Regions from separate parts of the Homo sapiens genome. Here region 2 is linked to region 1. Evidence: chromatin loops called from intact Hi-C (ENCODE). Cell type or tissue: Calu3. All regions are shown on one strand. Each heading gives the region's core, and the rest is flanking DNA. Links, peaks and the distances in the headings are about the cores only. Region 1 overlaps VPS41 (VPS41 subunit of HOPS complex). Region 2 has its middle 30 kb from the start of POU6F2.

The links. Peaks named below come from ENCODE experiments on the same cell type or tissue, not always from the same donor. Only the 100,000 strongest peaks of a DNase experiment are listed, where the experiment ranks them.
Region 2: a loop joins it to region 1, with 2.8 times the contacts of the local background. A loop is called at or near these places in 30 of 110 quality-filtered maps.

What each region holds. Positions count from the first base shown.
Region 1 is chr7:38,795,926-38,798,848 of GRCh38, reverse strand. It overlaps VPS41 (VPS41 subunit of HOPS complex), which reads left to right. Exons shown (of 29, transcript NM_014396.4): 8 at 1,985-2,104. Among named protein-coding and RNA genes, the nearest start is that of VPS41, 110 kb to the left of the region's middle. In Calu3, for the core only: a CTCF peak has its summit at 1,749 (motif pointing left); a DNase peak (open chromatin) is centred at 1,748.
Region 2 is chr7:38,946,270-38,949,192 of GRCh38, reverse strand. No RefSeq gene overlaps it. Among named protein-coding and RNA genes, the nearest start is that of POU6F2, 30 kb to the left of the region's middle. In Calu3, for the core only: no CTCF peak of the experiment used is centred there; a DNase peak (open chromatin) is centred at 1,452.

The DNA.
Region 1 (2,923 bases), core at 231-2,730:
TCAACACAGGTGCAGACTGTTCTCCTCTTAGTACTACATTGGTCATTTCTAGGTGGGAATTGGTGAGGGAAAGGAATTCGATGCTGTGTCCCACCCTGCTGTTCTCCCGGCCATCCTGCCAACCCTTCATTCCAGCAGGTGATTATTGAGCACTCACTGTGCTTCACCCATTTCGGACGATCACCTCCATCAGATCCAGGCCACAGATAGAAGATAGACATTTTGATCTTATCAATTCATCATGTTTAATTGTTGTGGCCAGGCGTGGTTGCTCACACCTGTAATCCCAGCACTTCGGGAGGCCAAGACCGGTGGATCACCTGAGGTCAGGAGTTCGAGACCAGTCTGGCCAACATGGTGAAACCCCGTCTCTACTAAAAGTACAAAAATTAGCCAGACATGGTGGTGCATGCCTGTAATCCCAGCTACTTGGGAGGCTGAAGCAGGAGAATCACTAGAACCCAGGAGGTGGAGGTTGCAGTGAGCTGAGATGGTGCCACTGCACTCCAGCCTGGGTAACAGAGTGAGACTCCATCTCAAAAATAAATAAATAAAAATAATTGTTTTTAGCTGCCTGTCTTTAGTGGGGCATAATCTTCTCTGTAGCAGGAACTGTATGCTCAGCCTTTCTCCCCCTTTCCTACATTTCTGGGGTCTGTTCTCTGTTTTCTGCAAATGGGAGGAAGAGGCTGAATCACAGTCTGGGGACACTCCCGAAGGCCTCTAACTGTGGGGGTAGGAAGGCATGGTAGTAGTGACTTCTGAATTGGAACCTGGGATAGGAGAGGACAGGGTGGGTTAGAAGGTCTCTGAGAATATATCTGATGGGAAGATGGGGCTAAGTATGGTCAGAAGAATCCCTGCCTCCAGTCTCCCTGTGGAAGTTGTGAAGTCACACAACTTCAAACTGTCGTAGCATTTTAAAGTAACTGTACTTTGCTTACTTGTGATGATGGACATCATATTTAATTTTAGGGATTTTATTTTGTGCTTCCTCTGCCTGTATTAGTCTATTGAGAAAGATATACAGGAAATACAAATAAAATGTGAATTTACTCTCTTTCCCCTGTTAACCTGTTTCCCCTGCCTCTTTTGGGGTGGGTAGAGGACATAAAATATACTAAGGTAGACTGAAATTGCTTGTAGTGGTAGGAATTTTAGTAATTCTGTTATGGAATCTGTTGTCAGCATTTGCTTTGAAAGGATAAACATGTGTTTCAGGATTGCATGCCTTAAGTTACATACTGTATAAATGTCTTTTCTTAAAGGATTTAAATGGAATATGTCAAGAAAAATATTTATTGTGTTCTTAATAATGTATGACTTCCTAGAATTACATCTTTATTAATCGTAGAGGTTTTTGACCAGTTATATTTTATATTAAAATTTATCCAGCAGGTTTTTTGAATGATAGAATCTTCCCGTTAAAATAAAGACCCTAGATACTATGAAATTTCTAAAGAAGCTTAATTCCAATTGTTTTTTTATTTTGTGACATGAATTACTGTTCAAAAGTCATTGTTCAATTATTTGAGTCAAATGAAAAACATAGACTGTTTCTATTACAGTTTAATCTGTGACTAATATCTTATTTTCAGTGAAAAACTTAAAAGAGGTTTTGATTTCCCAATTTACAAAATAAATTAGTTCCCGGACAATCATTTGAAGAACTTTTGCGATACAAATCTTTTGATTAACTAATGTGCATTATTTTCCATGAATCTTGGTGTTTTGGTGCCACCTTGTGGCTTGGCCTTGTAGTAACTTCAACACTCATCCATTTTAAACAACTTCCTGGGGAGAATATGATGTGCTAGGAATTCTTTCCAAGGTACAAATAACATACTACTGTAAGTCTACATTAAAGACGTCGAGAGTGACTTGTTTGTTATTTGGTCACGAGGATAGGTAAAACTAGTAAGTAAAGAACCTGATACATTATTTTCAGTTTCTAAGATTCTTTGTTTATGCTTTTTGTCCCTAGCTGCTACTGTTTGAACGGTCTTGGATGAACAGATGGAAGTCTGCTGTTCTGCATGAAGGGGAAGGGAACATAAGGAGTGTGAAGTGGAGAGGCCATCTGATTGCTTGGGCCAATAATATGGTAAAAAATATGCCTCTGTCTTCCTAATGCTTGTTCAGTGGCAGAAGAATGGCCAACTTGATAGGGCTGTAATGAAGGGAAAAGATGCCACTTGCTGTGGTGGTGATTTCTAAAGGGTGTAAGGACGATTGGTATCATACCTAGGAGGTTAAAGAAATTAGATTGCTTTTGGCTTTCATAATATAGTAATTCCCAACATATTCTGGAATCTATTTTAGAGTAAGAAACCTGAGGCATGGAGAGTAGCCAAGAAAATGAAAAGCTATCTTAATAATTGAAGGACTGCATTGGGAATGGGTCTTGAAAATATCATTTGCCTGTTGGCCAAAGGCAAGTAAGAGTTGATATGAAACAAGTGCAGAATATTGCTGATTTCTCTTTTACTCCCAGTATAATCATAGACAGAAGTATAGACCTGTCTGTAAGAAAGTGGATCGTAATTTTCAGTGCTGCATTTTAACTTAAAGTTTACTTGCTATGAATTGGGGCTAGTAGGAAGTTTTAAAAATGGTCTTTTTGACATCTGGCATATCTTTTGAAACATCAAGGTATAATTTAGTAAATCGGTTCTATTCAGTTTTAAATGGTAGAAATCTGCCTAGACTCTACCTTTTTATTCTGGACTTTTCTTACTTCTCCTGGGTCACGATGAAGGTAAAACAAAGCTGTGGTCTCTTGGTTCATTTTTAGTTAGCTGCTTGCCTGATGTTTTCATTTGAGAACTTTAAAATGTCAGATGTAGTTTTCTTTATATAGGTGGCTTTTCAGACTCAAAGCCTTTCTAAAAAACAAACTTCATTTTTCATGGTGGAACGATAA
Region 2 (2,923 bases), core at 337-2,836, 150 kb before region 1:
GCATTAATTTTATCCTGTGTCAGTTTTGGTATTCTGTGTCTTTAAAGGACTTATTTAAATTATCCAATTTACTGACATGTTCATGCTATTTCCTTATGATCCTTTTAATGTCTATAGGATCTGTAGCCATGTCTCTATTTCATTCTTGATACTGATAATTTGTGTTTTCTTTTTTTTTTCTTTATGAGTCTATTTAGAAATGTATCGGGTTTTGATCCTTTCAAAGAACCAACTTTTGGTTTCACAGATTTTCTATTGTTTATTCATTTTCCATTTAATTAAAAATTCTATTATTATCATCTTTATTATTTCACATTTTCTGCTTATTTTGGATTTTACTTTTCTTTTGAAACTTCAATAAATGGAAATTTAGATCATTGATATTAACCTTCTTTCTTTTCCAATATAAACATTTAGAGATAAAAACTTTCTAAGGACTGCTTTTTGCACGTCTCACAAAATTTGATATGTTTTCAATTTCATACAAAATGTTTTCTAATTTCCCTTGCATTTCTTCCTTGACCCATTGATTATTTGGAGTATGTTACCTAACTCCGAAATATTTAAAGATTTTTCAGATATCTGGTTGTTTTTCTGTTCTAATTTGATTCTGTTGTGGTTAAAGAACATATCTTGTATGATGTCAGTCTTTTAATGTATTCAGACTTGTTTCATAGTCCAGCATATAGTCTACCTTGTTACACATTCCATGTACACTTGAAAGTAATATGCACAGTTGACCTTTGAATAATTCAGAGGTTAGGGACATAGATCCCTCACACAGTTGAAAATCTGTGTATAACTTTTGACTTTCCAAAAACTTAACTACTAATAGTCAACTGTTGACCAGAAGCCTTATCAATAAAATAGTCAGCTTACACATATTTTGTATGTTATGTGTATTATACACTGTATTCTTACAATAAAGCATGCTAGCGGAAAGAAAATGCTATTAAGACAATCATAAAGAAGAGAAAATGTATTTACTATTCATTAAGTGGAAGTGGATCATTGTAAAGGTCTTTATCCTCATTGACTTCATGTTGAGTAAGCTGAGGAGGAAGAAGAAGAGGAGGGATTGCTGTTTCAGAGGTGAAAGGGGAGACAGAAGAGGCAGGCACACTCAGTGTAACTCTTCTTGAAAAAAATCCGTGTATAAGTGGACCAAGTAGTTCAAACCCCTGTTGTTCAAGGGTCAATTGTATTCTTCAATTGTTGAGTGTAGTGTTCTTTAAATGTCAATTAGGTTAAGTTGGTTGATAGTATCATTCAAATCTTTTATATCTTTCCTAATTTTTTTGTCTACTTATGTTGGAGGCCGAAAGAGTGAGGGTCGTGACCGACTCAGTATACCACTGGAGGCTATATGAGCAAACAGCAAACTGTTCTCATGAACGCAGGTTGTTGGCAAACTGACAAACTGCCTCTGCCACCCAGAAGGAATGCTGAGGGCAGTCAACCCCCAGGGGCAGTGTTTCTTGTGATTATCTACAGGCACAATTGAAGCTTGTTAGCAATCATGTGAACCTGTGATCAATCAAGCAGCTGACCAATCCTTACCTCCTCCTCCCTGCTCTTTCTACCCAATAAATACAAAGGGCTGTAGAAGCTCAGGGCTGCCTTTGCTCACTAGAAACAAGGAGCCCCCAACCCCTTTTTTTTTTTTAAAACAAATCCTTTTTCCTTTGTTTTCATTTCTGCATTTGTCCCCCTTCACTCAGTCCTGTAGTAATGGTCACATACTTATGCTTTTATGAAAAGGTTATTAAATTACCATCAGTAATTGTGAATTTGTCAATGATGTAAGTTTTTTTCTTGTGCATTTTAAAGTTCCATTAAGTATACACACATCCACTATTGTTATATCAACACATATTTTTTCTCTAATTTTCTCCATACTTACTCATCATGGAATGATTAATTTTTAAAGAAATTGTATAAACAGTAATTTCTCAATGTAAAGAATTTTTTTTTAAATACAGAGCAAAATAGCAAAGCCTGTCTACCTTCATTCTCCTCCACTTATCCATCTCACGTCTAATGCTATTAACATTTTGATGAAAAAATCCAGGCTTAAAAAAGCTTTCTTAAGCTCCCACCTTCAAGCCATAGTTTTACCCCAGGGAAAGTTTGAGACTGAGCTGTGTATCTTGGTCTGATGTTCAAAGTGATCGTTTTCTATGCCCTCCAACATGAACCAGGTTGTAAAGGGGAGCTTTGTAGTAGTTAAAGCCAGAGAAAAGTAACTAGAGAATTCCTCAATCTTGTGGTGACTGGTTTTCAGAACACGCTTTAGCTGTTGGTGATGTGCACGCCCAGTGAAATATCCCGGCTGACCAAACTAACGCAGGAGCAGAAAACCAAACACCGCTTGTTCTTACTTATAAGTGGGAGCTGAACAATGAGAACACATGGACGCGGGGAGGGGAACAATACACACTGGGGCCTGTAGGGCAGTCGGGTCAGGGGAAGGAGAGCTTTAGGAAAAATAGCTAATTCGTGCTGGGCTTAACACCTAGGTGATGAGTTGATAGGTGGAGCAAACCACCGTGGCACACATTTACCTATGTAACAAACCTGCACATCCTACACACATACCCTGGAACTTAAAATAAAAATAAAAATTAATAATAATAATAAAAGAAATATCCTGGCTGACATATGTGAGAGGCATATGTACATGAGGTTTTAAAATTAAAAACCACTTTGTATCATTCTATTACACTCTGTTAGTAAATATATTCTAGATTTGGATACTCTATCAATGGAATCAGTCAGTCTCCAATACTTAAGAAGTAGCCGTGTACTCATAAATTTAAGGGATCAGGGGACTCTTTAGTGAGTATTCTGTTTCCTCTTTTTAAAAATTCTGTGTATGCTATTTTCCTCTCCACATTTTGACTAAGAAAAGTCCTTAAATGAA